Linked DNA regions of Mus musculus: region 2 is linked to region 1. Evidence: chromatin contacts called from ENCODE Hi-C data. All regions are on one chromosome and are shown on one strand. The core of a region is the stretch at or near the end of the contact, and the rest is flanking DNA. Distances in the headings are between cores, read along the strand shown. Region 1 holds the start of Med19 (mediator complex subunit 19). Region 2 holds the start of Olfr1107 (olfactory receptor 1107).

Region 1 (6,600 bases), core at 1,756-4,255:
CAACGATGATCTTGGACTCCTGATCTTCCTGCCTATACCTCCAAAGGGCTGGGATTATATAAGTATACCACCAAGCCTGGTTTGTCAAGTATGGAGATTGAATAGAGAGAGGTCTTTATGCATGCTAAGCATTTACTTTACCAACTAAGCTACATCCCTAGCTTTCCTAATCATATTGCAACTTAACTTTGGAGTCTAATCAACCACTAATCTTCCATGCAAAATTTCTAATGTATCCAGATGGATCTTGCGGGACCAGAGGGTCTGCAGCAGATCTAATTATCTTCTGGGTAGAAAACAGCAACAAAACTGTAACACAGCTAGGCAGTGGTGGCACTTTTAATTCCAGCACTTGGGAGGCAGAGGCAGGCCAATTTCTGAGTTTGAGGCCAGCCTGGTCTACAGAGTGAGTTCCAGGACAGCCAGGGTTACACAGAGAAACCCTGTCTCGAAAAACAAAAAACAACAAACAAACAAAAAACTGTAACACTATTTCCTTTGAGAAAACAACTTTCTAATTTTGTTTACCTATATAAATTCTTCAGTGTTTAGTTCAAATGACATCTTATTCTTGCTGTCATTTTGGCTAACACATTTTGAAAACTATCAGGTAGTTTTTAACATTGCTTCCTGTGTTGAACTATAAATAAATAAGACTGACACCCACAAAATATAAGCACAATCCTTAAACCATGTATTTTGGATCTCAAAAAATAGGCTACCTAAAAACTAGGCTTAATAATCTTCACTTCTCGGGGCTGGTGAGATAGCTCAGTGGTTAAGAGTGCCGACTGCTCTTCCGAAGGTCCCGAGTTCAAATCCTAGCAACCACATGGTGGCTCACAACCATCCATAACGAAATCTGATGCCCTCTCTGGAGTGTCTGAAGATAGTTACAGTGTACTTACATATAATAAATAAATAAATCATATATATATGTATATAATCTTTACTTCTCATAATCCCACCATACCTTGGATATTCAGTACTTATCAACTGATCTATTAATGGTATAATTAGAACAGGTAATGCAAAAGATAAACTGCTGGAAGAAGCTGGGCATGATGGTACATACTTGAAGGTAGAGGCAAGTGGATCTCTGTGAGTTCAAGGCCAGCCTAGTCTACAATGAATTTGAGACAAGCCAGGCTTACTGAGTGAGACCATGTCTCAAAAACCCAGTAAGATGGGCTGGAGAGCTGGCTTAGTGGTTAAGTGCATCAACTGCTCTTCCAGAGGTCCTGAGTTCAATTCCCAGAAACCACCTGGTGGCTCACAAGCATCTGTAATGGGATCTGATGCCTCCTTCTGGTGTGTCCATAGAGAGCAATGGTGTAGTCATATACATATCTTTAAAAAAAACAAAAAACAACTAAAATAAGGAAAAAGAAAACTGCCTTAACAGTCATTTCTTTATGCTTCAGTTCTCAATTAAAAAATACAGACAATACCTATCTATCTAAAAGGACTATAGTAAGTATTACATATTGTTACACACTGCACTGATGTGAACTTCAAACTATTTTGCTAATAAATACTGGGATAACTGAGGTTTTTATTTCTTTTTTGAAGCAGGATCTCATGTCTCCTAGGCTGGGCTTGAACTATAGCTCCTTCTGCCTTCACCTCCTGAGTGCTGGTATGGAGTACTACAAGTTCCCCAAGACTTAACATGTCCAGAACGCCTCTTAAGTTTTAGCTCTTCAAATTTTTTCTTTCCATGCCTTCCTAGTCTCAGACTACTGTACCCTTTGTACAGGACACTCACAATTCCTCTCTCTGTGTATATTTAGTTCTTTATTTCTGTAGGCTTTACCTTTAACATGTATCCTGTATTCATTTGCTTCCCGACCACTAAGCCCTGGTCCAAACCATTCCTTTTCTGAACACTGACTGGCAACTTCTGATTATCCTATTTTCATTTTTCATGTTTCTGCTGGATATCTAAAAATCACTAAATTAGATCATTTTGCACCTATATTGAAATGACTTCAATTTGAACTTTAAACAACCTACCTTGCCTTATAAAAGCCTCTACCTATTTCCCATCACTACTGGATTTTTTCCGCTTTCCTGAGTCCAATGTGTCTTCTGCCCCTCAGATATTCTAAGCCCCGCCCCCCAAGGTCTCCTGATTTAGTTTCTTGTACCTAGTATCTCCTCTCTATCCAAACAGGGATGGCTTTGTTTATTCTTGAATGCTACCTACTCAGAAATGATTCTGTGAACGCGACGCCTTTTGCAAGGCAGGCAAGAGTTCTACCACTGAGCCACGCCCCCCACCACCACAATTTCCCCGAATAATTTTATGAAAGTAAGAATTGATTCAATTCTAATCCTTTCTTTGAACAGGTTAATCTCCGAGTCCCTGACAAGGAAGGCAACTTGCTACAAACCAACAAGTTTGTGACAGACTTTAAACTAAAATCTTAAGTGTCTCCAGAAATGTTAAATCGGGTCTCCCGAGTTCTAAACAACGGCTCACGTTTTTATAGAGTCACAAACGGCAGTCAGAGAACCCGGATCACAGAACTTCTCGCTGAAGGTTGTCCCAGATATTCACACCCAACCCAAACCCACCCCAGAAAATCAAGTTATCCCTTAGGGTTGTGAATCGCCAAAGGGCTTCTGACACTGTTGCCCACTGGCCCCGCGTAGCCCTGTTATCTCACACCTAGCGGGACAGGCTAGCCACACCCTCACCTGAACTACAATCTGAGTGGCTACTCTTGGCCTACTACTCACCTGGCAATTCCCGCATCAGGTAGAAGGGGCCACTTCCAGCCGTCGACTTATCCGCTCCTGCGGGGGCCGAGGTTGCCGTCGAGGGCGGGGCTGCGCCTGGACCACCTCCCGGAGGAGGAGGGGGTGGCGGGGGTGGCTTTCCAGGCCCAAAGCCTAGGGCGCTTGGTGGCGGTGGGGGGTCAGTCTGAGCTCCAAACAGTGCCGTGAAGTTCTCCATAGCACTCTGCGCTCCTGGTTACCCGGGATCGGGCGTTAATTACTTTGATTGGACAGTACTTTCACAGGGTACCACCCTCTTCGTCTAAGAGTGTCCCATCATTGGATACATTAAGCCCCGCCTACCATCTTCCGGCAACTTACTTCCGTCGCCTGAGAGACTGGTTAGGAAGGTGGTTCGCAGACTAATAGCCAATAAAATGACTCAGTTAGAAAAGCGACAACGATGAGGACCAATAGACTATTTAATTCATTTTCTGATCTATTATAGCATCCAATAAGAGATCTACATCCGGGTCTGGAGGCGTTGCATCTGATATTTGGTCCAATAGAAGCCTTGCTGGTGGGGGCGGAGGACGAAGATTTGGGGAGCGGGAGTGAGCCTGCGAGAGAGTAGGCAGGAAAGATGGCTGTCCTTGCGCCTCTGATTGCTTTGGTGTACTCGGTGCCGCGGCTTTCTCGATGGCTGGCCCGACCTTATTGCCTTCTGTCTGCTCTGCTTTCCATTGCTTTCCTCCTCGTGAGGAAACTGCCACCGATTTGCAATGGTCTCCCCACGCAACGCGAAGATGGCAACCCGTGTGACTTTGACTGGGTGAGCGCCCCCTGCCTTACCAGCTCTCGACCTTGACCATCCCTGCCCTGCAGGTGCATGTGAAAATCTGGGAGCAGGTTTCGGGATGTAGCCGCCTTACAGACTGAGTGCAGAGCCTAGGCCGTTATCTAGTCATAACCTCCGTGTTTAAGATGGAGAAACAGATTACAGGGTTTCCATCACAGATGAACAGTATTCTACAGTGATTCCAAGCTACCTGGGGCGCCAGTGAAGAAAAGGCCAATAGTAGAAATACCATTAAATTTTTTTTGTTTAATTTTTAACGAAGTGATCACAGTGTAGTTAGGCGATTTCCCAAGGAAACGCAGCGTTCAGAAAGTGCTGTCTAACCTTATTCAATTCTCTGATAGACTGGCAGACGAAGGTCGCTGACTCAACAAAATAAATGACTTGGATGGAAAATCGAATACTCTGGGCATAGTAACTATGCACACTATCTTCCTGCGGTGGGATAGAAAAACAGGGAAGATTACAAAAATATGAGGTGTGGGGAGGGAGGCCCCTCAACCATCTAAGAAGCAGTATGTAAGAACAATTAACATTTGCCGTAAAGGTTGTGGACATAGAGCTAATAAATACCTATACAGGTATTTATGCTAAAATAGCAATGACCAGGACTTAAGGCCTAAAGGTATTGATATAACCTTGGGCAGGCCTCACATGTTCTGGGACTCTCAAATAAGATTAACTTTGTTTACATTAAAGATACAGTACTGTTGCCAGGCTTTGTGTTGTACCCTTTTGATCCCAGCTCTCTGGAGACAGAGGCAGGTGGACTTCTTTAAGATTGATGTAAGCCTGGTCTATATAGGATTTCTAGATCCATCAGGACTACATAGTTAGACACTAACTCAAAATGAAAGAGCACAACAGATACTCTACTTATCTCAATCCCTGTACTCTAGAGTCTTTCTTTATAAATTGCAATTCAGCCAGGTACCTCTTAAGAATTGCTCTATGATTTCATTAGGCCCTCTTACGATAATAGCTTCAAATCCCACCAATATGGTATAGATGACTATGGTAAAGAAAATGAAGTGCTTATGTTTTTCAGTCTTTCTGAACTCTTTCTCCCTTAACTCACATACTTAAGACTTGAGTGCCAGCTTGACCTATGAAAAACAAAACATCATAGCCTCAGCTATATATCAAGATCCTTTCTCATAATCAAATGACAAAAAAGAAGGCCTGCACTTGAGAGGCTGAGGTGGGAGGAGCACTGAGAGTTTGAAAGAAGAACTGACTTCTGCATGTTGTCCTCTATCTTCCCCATGTATGCTGTAGCACATGCATGAGGGTGTACACACACACACACACACACACACAAACTGTCAAAGAAAGAAAACCAGTGGGGCGTGGTTATCCACCCCAATAATCCTACTGTACAGACTAAAGCAGGAGAAGTTGCCTGGGCAAGATAGTGAGACCAAGTCTCAAGGACAGAAGGAGGGATGGAGGAAAAAAAAGAGAAAACCCAAAGGCCATGGATTTGTTGAACGATACCAGCCATTTGCCAAGGGTAACCCCTTTGACTTGTTGGTACCACTACCCCCCAACCTGCTCCACTTGTGTCTCTGTCTTACTGACTCAAGCTGGGTCTCGTTTTACATTTCATAGTTTGCCCCCTGTCCCGTCAGCCCGGCTCACTGCTTTGTTGTTGTATATCTTCCAGAGAGAAGTGGAGATCCTGATGTTCCTCAGTGCCATTGTGATGATGAAGAACCGCAGATCCAGTAAGTTTTGCTGCTGTGGACTGGCTGGGGGTTGGGACTCATGCCCTGCTGAGGCTCCTTTGTAGTGTTATAGGAGGAACGGTGTATTTAGTAAACTCGATCCACATTTCATGCCGGGGGAGTTTCACCTTGGGCTTCTAGATCCTCTCCCTCCTGTTCCCACTTCAAAGAAGCCCAGGAAGAGGGCCAAAGAGTGGGAGCTTCAGCCCAGCCTGACTGTGCTCTCTCTGTGTTCCAGTCACTGTGGAGCAACATGTAGGCAACATCTTTATGTTTAGTAAAGTGGCCAACGCCATCCTTTTCTTCCGACTGGATATTCGAATGGGTCTGCTATACCTCACACTCTGCATAGGTGAGAAAATGGCTTTTATTATGCTAAGGTTCTACAATGTAATCATTTGAAATAGTAAAGTTCTTTGATAAAGGTTTGATTTTTGAGGACCAGATTCCGATCCTTATCTTGCACCTAATGAACTGTATGTGTAGCTCAGGTGGTGTTGACTTAGACAGGGTTTTAAGAGGAATATGTGCACGTATGTGTTCTTCAATGACTGAAATTGCAAATAAATCTGTAACAGGCCTTGTTATCTTTTAACATTTTCTCTCTGTGTTCAGTGTTCCTGATGACCTGCAAGCCCCCGCTGTACATGGGTCCTGAGTATATCAAGTACTTCAATGATAAAACCATTGATGTGAGTATTCTACTTTCTGTTTCTTGGTTCCTGCTTTGTGTTCTTTATTCATAAAGACAGTGCCTCAGGGTAGAAGTAAATCGCTGGGGTTGGTGATGGGTGATTGTTATCCTCATACTTGGGAGGCGGAGGAAGGATTACTGGGTAGGGTTGGTCTGGTGCCGCCTGTATTCAAACACTAAATTCTATACCCCAAGATAAGGTGGCTCCAGACTAGTGGATCCGCATGTACCAGCCTTTGTTGTATAAACCTTGCTTCCCAATTTAAACTAGCGGTTAAGTAAAATTAGCGACAGCCAATAAGGCGGGAGGTGGGGAGGGGATCGAGTTTGAGTTACCAGATTTGGGGGTCACAGGTAGGGACCACGAGGAGAAGGAGCACGTAGAAGGCAAAGAGGGAGAGGACAGGAGGTCTCTCTGAGTTATGACCAGCCCTGCCTAGGACACCAGACTGCTGGAGCAGAAAAAGCTCAGAGAATCAGCAAACAGCAAGTATTTGGGGAGCATAATTGGGGCAGTAGCCAAACTAGCATGAGAGATTTAGATTGGGGTATCCCCCAGTGATTGTGCAGAACCTGATAAATATCATATTATTTAT
Region 2 (6,600 bases), core at 1,948-4,447, 2.4 Mb before region 1:
AGTAAATAAATTAATTTAATTTAAGAAAGTACTAATACTTTTAAACGTTTTGAAACTATTTTTCATTAAAAATTCCAATGAAATATTTTAAGAATTATTTTCTATTTTTCTCCATTTGTTTTCCATCCTAGTACATGTTCACAGTTTGGATTTTAAGAAAGCTTAGACAACTTGTCACAGCAGTTCTATTGTTCACTGTGGTGTGCTGATATCAAGGTAACATATCTATCTTGTAGTTCCGTTTCATTCATGTTTTGCTACTAAGGCTAACTATAGCAGTTAAATGCAGAATTTATATAAATGGAAAGTTTTATATTCAATAAATATTACATGATATTTTTCTTTACTTCTCTATTAATTTTCAATTACAATACAATATCTTGTTTTTTCATGTGTAAAACATGGTCAATACTTTATAAAAGTTTTAAAAATACCTCTCCTAATAATATCATTTAATGTGATATGTTTGTTTATGAAAATAACTCTGTTCTTGTGTATGAACATAATAAAATTTTGGTAATCATCAGCTCATCTGATAAGGATTTGTAGGGTTCCATTTTTAACTGTTATGGTAAAACATTTAAGGTTGTAGGACTACTCTTATTGTATTCTTGTTTCTGGATGAACATGCATTAGGGATGTTGTACTGTAATCATATAATGACTCTGAAAGAATGTCATATTCATTTAAATAGGTTGATTTGTGATGATACATCAGACACACTATATAAAGGATGCAAAATAAACTTTGAACATAACTCCTTTAGGAGTAAAAATTTTTGAGGACCGAATACTCAGTCATTGGTATTGTAAATGAGCTTTAAATTTCTATCAGGAGGTCATGGGTTTGAAAGAGAGCAAAGATGAAGACCTAAGTTTGGAAGGAGAAAAGGAAATGAAAAAATGATTGAATTACATTTTAATGTCAATAGCTTTATGATTTCTGTCACTTTTACTTTTTACTAGGATAGAGTGATGTCTGATACACTGTTCTTCCAAAGGCCTGTGATCTGGAACATAGACAGGGACTAAGGTGACTAGGTTTCAGTGGAATGGCTTGAGCTTATAGAGTGATCATTTCTATGGTGATGAATCAATATCCATCAATATGAAAGAGTATGCCAAGCTTACTACATATTCCCTGGAAAATGTGAGCTTCCAATATGTTCTTGAAGTCTCAGGTGCCTCACAGGCTTTTTCAAATTTACAAAATATTATTTGAATGTTAAAAAGATTGCTAATTGAGCTTAATGAGATACATACATATCTCATAAAAAAACAAACAAATTCATATACCATGAAGTTCAATACAGCTGTTAATTAGAGCAGTAATATAAAATAACATGATTTTATTATGCAAAAACATTTGAGGAAGGAGTTTAATCATAAAATCCTAAAATACAACTATTGAAAATAGAAATGTTCTTTGGTAACCATTGTATTGATCAAATGTTTCCCCCATCTCACTGAGAGCTTTCAAACACATTTCAGTGGCCACAAACAAAATGGTAAACCCTCTGCATTTTCTCTTGTTATTCTTTTCACTTAACATTTAGAAACCCCTATCCAGGGCTTTATTTGGGGTTTTGAACTTACTGTATTTTCTTCTTTGGATAGTTTTTTTTTTTTTAAACACACCTACATATCTCATACTGGATCTTATATAAAGTCATTCATTGGACATTTTGCATTTGACCGACTGATTGATAGTTCCTATTGATGTTTAAATCTCAATCTAATGATACATACATACTACTTCATATGTAGAACCAATGAATTGACCTGTGAATCAGAGGAAGAACATGAGAGGCAAAATTAACTTGGATTATGAATGTTGGAATTGTACATAATCAAATGTTCTTTCAATATGAGTAAGGAAGAAGAATCAGTGATGAAAGGCAAATCCAATTTATTATTCTCTTAGAAGAAAAGGCTTATTACCACAGTGAGTTTGATTTAGAGGCTCAAAAGGAGGGTACTTGGCTACTAAATGTATCTATCTTTTAGAACTCCTCCTAGGAGTATGACTTCATAGCTATGTAGATTCCACCTATGAAATTAGATACTGTTATGCTTCTGATGTCCAATCTAGAAGTGAATGAATCTTTGTTACTTTCAGTCACCAATTTTTCAGCAAATGATGTAGTAACATCAATTAACCAGAAATTGATTCCATTAATATTATAGCACTCACTAATTCCTCTTGTTCTTTGTCCAACTTTAATTTTATATGCTAGTTATTCTGTGACTTATCAAGGTGTTTATATTTGTAACAGTACATTAGCAGCTTAAAGTCATGATGCTGATGATAAATGTGTTCCGTTATTTCAAAAGAATCATATAGCCATGTAATAATAAGTGCTAGACATTTATCGATTGTGTTAGAAAATATATGCATACTGATATTTACCTTAACTAAATTTGAATTGGAAAACTGTATCATTTCAGAAGAAATTAGGTGAAGTTCTACCTTAACTTTTTGAAAGAAAACTGTATAGACAGTTGTAGGTTTTGCTGTTTCACAATATGTTTCTTTTTATAATCTATGCTATAGATTATTTCATTAAATTTAATACTGAAATTTACATTACAGCAATGCAAAAACTTGAATGAAAGGCAAGAAGTGTTATGTAAAATAATACTCATAATACTTGATCATTCTGAAAACAAGGAACATATGAAAATAATGATCTATTTTTTTTTTGTCTTGATTAAGGCTCTAACTATAAGACGGTATTGCGAAAATGTGTCACAGAACCAGAAAGAATGTGCAAACATATTTTAGGTAACGTATTGTGAAAATTGGGTATGGGGGCATGGTATTGAAGTGAGTAGGTTTAGATTAACTGGAATTGAAATATATTGAAAAACTTATTCCCAGGATGTTTGAAGATTCTTTGTCAAGATATTATGGCAAGCTTATATCCCACCTATGTAGAAGGCTGAAAAATAATAGAGAATAAGAGAGTTTTAGTTCAAACACTCTGTACTCAAATCTTAATTCTACCAATGAAGATCTTTGTGTCATAAAAGAGTTTTTCTTATCCTTTCCTATTCTGAGTTAATTGACAATGGAATAAACAAGTGTTCATTGCAATTATTTGAGTCTCATTGTATAGCTCTTGTAGCACACTATGGGCTACTGCTGAGGTTTCTCTATTTCATCTACCACAGCACAATCTCAGTGTCTCATATAATGATGACTCTCAGATCCTGGAAGAAATATTTTTAGGTATTTATTTTTTATTTACATCTCATGATAACAAGGAGCTGTAGACTATTGAAAATATGAGAGTTTGGAATCATACAGGGGTCAAGGAATTCATGCTCCTTGGCTTAACAGAAAACCCTAATTGTCAGGTTCCTCTCTTTTTGCTTTTCAGTATAGTGTATCTCATCATACTTGTGGGTAATTGGGGGATGATTATCTTGATCTGGCTGAATGCCCACCTTCATACACCAATGTACTTCTTCCTTAGTAACCTCTCTTTCTGTGACATCTGCTACTCTACTGTCATTGCTCCTAAAATGCTCATCGATTTTCTCTCAGAACACAAGTCTAGCACATTCTTTGGCTGTGTTCTTCAGAGTTTCTTTTTTGCAGTATACATAACTACAGAAGGTATTCTTCTGTCTATGATGGCTTATGACCGTTATGTGGCAATCGCAAACCCCTTAATGTATACAGTTATTATGACCCACAGAATCTGCAGTCAGATGGTTCTTGCATGTTACTTGGGTGGCCTCATTAATTCCCTGACTCACACAATAGGTTTACTCAGACTGGACTTTTGTGGTCCCAACATAGTGAATCACTTCTTCTGTGACATCCCTCCTCTTTTGAAGCTTGCGTGCTCTGATGCACACAACAATGAGATGCTGCTTTTGGTCTTCTCTGGAGTGATTGCTATTTTCACTTTCATCATTGTCATGGTGTCCTATATCCATATTATCATTGCCATCCTGAGAATCCGCTCAGCTGAGGGAAGGCGCAAAGCCTTCTCCACTTGTGCTTCACACCTGACAGCTGTGATATTATTTTATGGTTCTGTGACATTTAGTTATATCCAGCCCAGCTCTCAGTACTCCATGGAACAGGAAAAAGTCTCTGCTGTGTTTTACACCTTAGTCATTCCCATGCTAAATCCTCTAATTTACAGTCTGAGGAACAAAGATGTGAAAGAAGCAGCCAAGAAGTTCATTGGTAGGGAGAGGAGAACCTCTTGAATATGTCACTTCTCTGACTTAGAAAGCTTGGTGTGAATCTTCAAAGTAGTATTTTTAAAATTTATTTATCTTTTATAAAAGGCAGGATGTACATTAGACCAAAATAATTTAGTCATTTTTATTAATTAAATACTGTATTTTTTGAGAGAAAACTTATCATGTCTCTAATTACATAGTTCTCATGGATTCTTTTACATGGCTCTACAAAGCCTTCATAAAAGAAGAAATTATTGTGTCCAATTCTGTATATAATCTTGTATGTAACTTGTAAATGGCTACAAAAATGTAGCTTGTGACTTAAAGCTTTAAATAAACTAACTGATATGGAATACCTGTTTCTCTGACATAGAAACTTAACTAAGGAGTTGCAAATAATAGTAGTAGATAAGTAAGGAATGAAAAGAATTCTTCAGCATAATATAACGAGGAAGACTGGTCGTTAAGTGGGGCTTTAGGTAAAACTGAACACATGCCTGATGCTGTTTAATTAACCAAGAATATGAGACTAGATAGCTTAAGGGCTTAGTGTGAAAAACATATATGTCTGATCTACTACAGAAAGATACCAAAAATACTTCTTAATGACATTTTGCTATACTTATTGATAAGCTATGTGTTTATCCATTATTCAGAGAAACTTCTTCCTGCAGTAGATGGGAACAAATAAAGAAACCAATCGTTAGATAATATGCAGAGGGGGAGACATATTTGAATACTCAGCCCTAAATTGGATTTCTAAATCAAAACGCTCTCATCAGGTATCAGTGTAACCTGTTGAAGAAGAAGTAGAAAAAGTGGAAGACAGAGGGGTTGGAGGATATAAAAAAACAAGCTCCTCTAAATCAACATGAGAAACATATGACCTCACAGAGTCTGAGGTTGCATACACAGAGCCTGTGGAAGTCTGTACTAGATGGTGTCCTATAGTTAAAAAAAAAGTGTAGACATATGCTTCCATCCCTATACCAGAAGGTATCTCCAATTAGTTTTCTCCAAGAGAGAAATAAACTCCCTGGGGAAAAATAATTTTAAGAGTACACCACATTCCTAACCATACATGACCAAAAGAAAATAAACTCAATGGCATCTTTTGAGGTTTCAAGTCTCATAATTTTATGCTGTGATATTTTTGCTTTGTTTTGTTTTAAATTTTACCATATTTCCATTTGTATTTTATTTTAAATATATAAGTATATATGAATTTATGAATATACATTTACATGCATATAGATAACATATGCTGTATGTATGTATTCTGTTCTTATTTTACAGTTCTTTCTGTGTATCTTATGGCTCCTTGTATAATGTTTTCATAGGATTCATGAGTATGTGAATGAAAAGATATCTGTATCTTTACTTTTGGCTTGTGCCTATTTTTGGTTTTCTTTTCCTTCTTTCTTCTTATACTATTATTTTGCTAGTTTTGTTTTTATTTTATTATTTTATTTTATTTTATTTTAGTATTATTCCTTAGAAGCCCATTGTTTTCTTATTAGAGACAGAAAAGGGGTAAATTGAAATGGGAAGGGGGATGGAAGAAATTTTGGGAACTATCGAGTGAGATCATGATCAGGATATATTATATGAGAAACTTATTTTCAATTTAAATAAACAAAGAATCACTAGTTATATGTAATAAATCCTTATTGAATTGAATCTTTCATATATTATAATTACTACAGTTATTTTTGTTTTTCTTTTACTACATTATAATATTGTTCTGTGCCCCACTGGGTCATGAGGTTACAGTATTTCCATGATGCAATTGGAATCGGACTGCAATAAGAGGCAGTAGGAAGTTTATAAGATTGGCAAGTGTCACATGACAGGATCATGGTAATCCTTTAAGATTACCAGTGAATGACAGTATGGAGGGTGTTATATCTCTACAGAGTGTTTTTTATATAATCATATGGAATCAAATCATTGTAAAAGGAAGAATTTTTTATCCTCTGTTTTCTCTTTCACATGACCCAGTCTGCACCATGTGATATTAATAACAATAAACGTATCATGAAAGGATAGGTTTTTTTTTTTTTTTTTTAGCTTATGGGTTACATAGCAGAGGAATGCTAAGAGCTTCTGTACCTAACTATAAAATTATAGACTCCCTCTTCTCAAATTACAAATAACTGCAGATTACTTGAATCATTAATGTAAAAAATAAGCTTCAAATATTATAAAAACCCCAATAAGTATATTTAATGTGCACAAAAATCCATGACTTCTTTTATTCATAAATGGTTCAATACCATGCAAAAGGTAATTCTAATACATTGTTCATTTATATATGATTATTAGAAGGAATGTGCATAATTACAAAAAAATTAGGAAATCATAAACTATAGTTAATTTTGTTTGTTTTGTTTCTGAG

The links. A loop is a pair of places that touch in the nucleus more often than their neighbours do.
Region 2: a map of T-helper 1 cell shows a loop between it and region 1 (32-fold over the local background). The contact joins the promoter of Olfr1107 here to the promoter of Med19 in region 1. A Hi-C loop is called at or near these places in 4 of 37 maps with a recorded cell type or tissue (T-helper 1 cell, T-helper 17 cell and regulatory T cell).

Annotation. Positions count from the first base shown.
Region 1 is chr2:84,674,807-84,681,406 of GRCm38, reverse strand. Med19 (mediator complex subunit 19) reads right to left here and starts at 3,005. Exons shown (of 5, transcript NM_025885.3): 1 at 2,746-3,005. The coding sequence starts at 2,962. Tmx2 (thioredoxin-related transmembrane protein 2) reads left to right here and starts at 2,579. Exons shown (of 9, transcript NM_025868.4): 1 at 2,579-2,764; 2 at 3,233-3,556; 3 at 5,250-5,310; 4 at 5,549-5,662; 5 at 5,926-6,002. The coding sequence starts at 3,368.
Region 2 is chr2:87,068,820-87,075,419 of GRCm38, reverse strand. It overlaps Olfr1107 (olfactory receptor 1107), which reads left to right and starts at 3,197. Exons shown (of 1, transcript NM_146844.2): 1 at 3,197-4,305. The coding sequence starts at 3,288. The coding sequence ends at 4,226.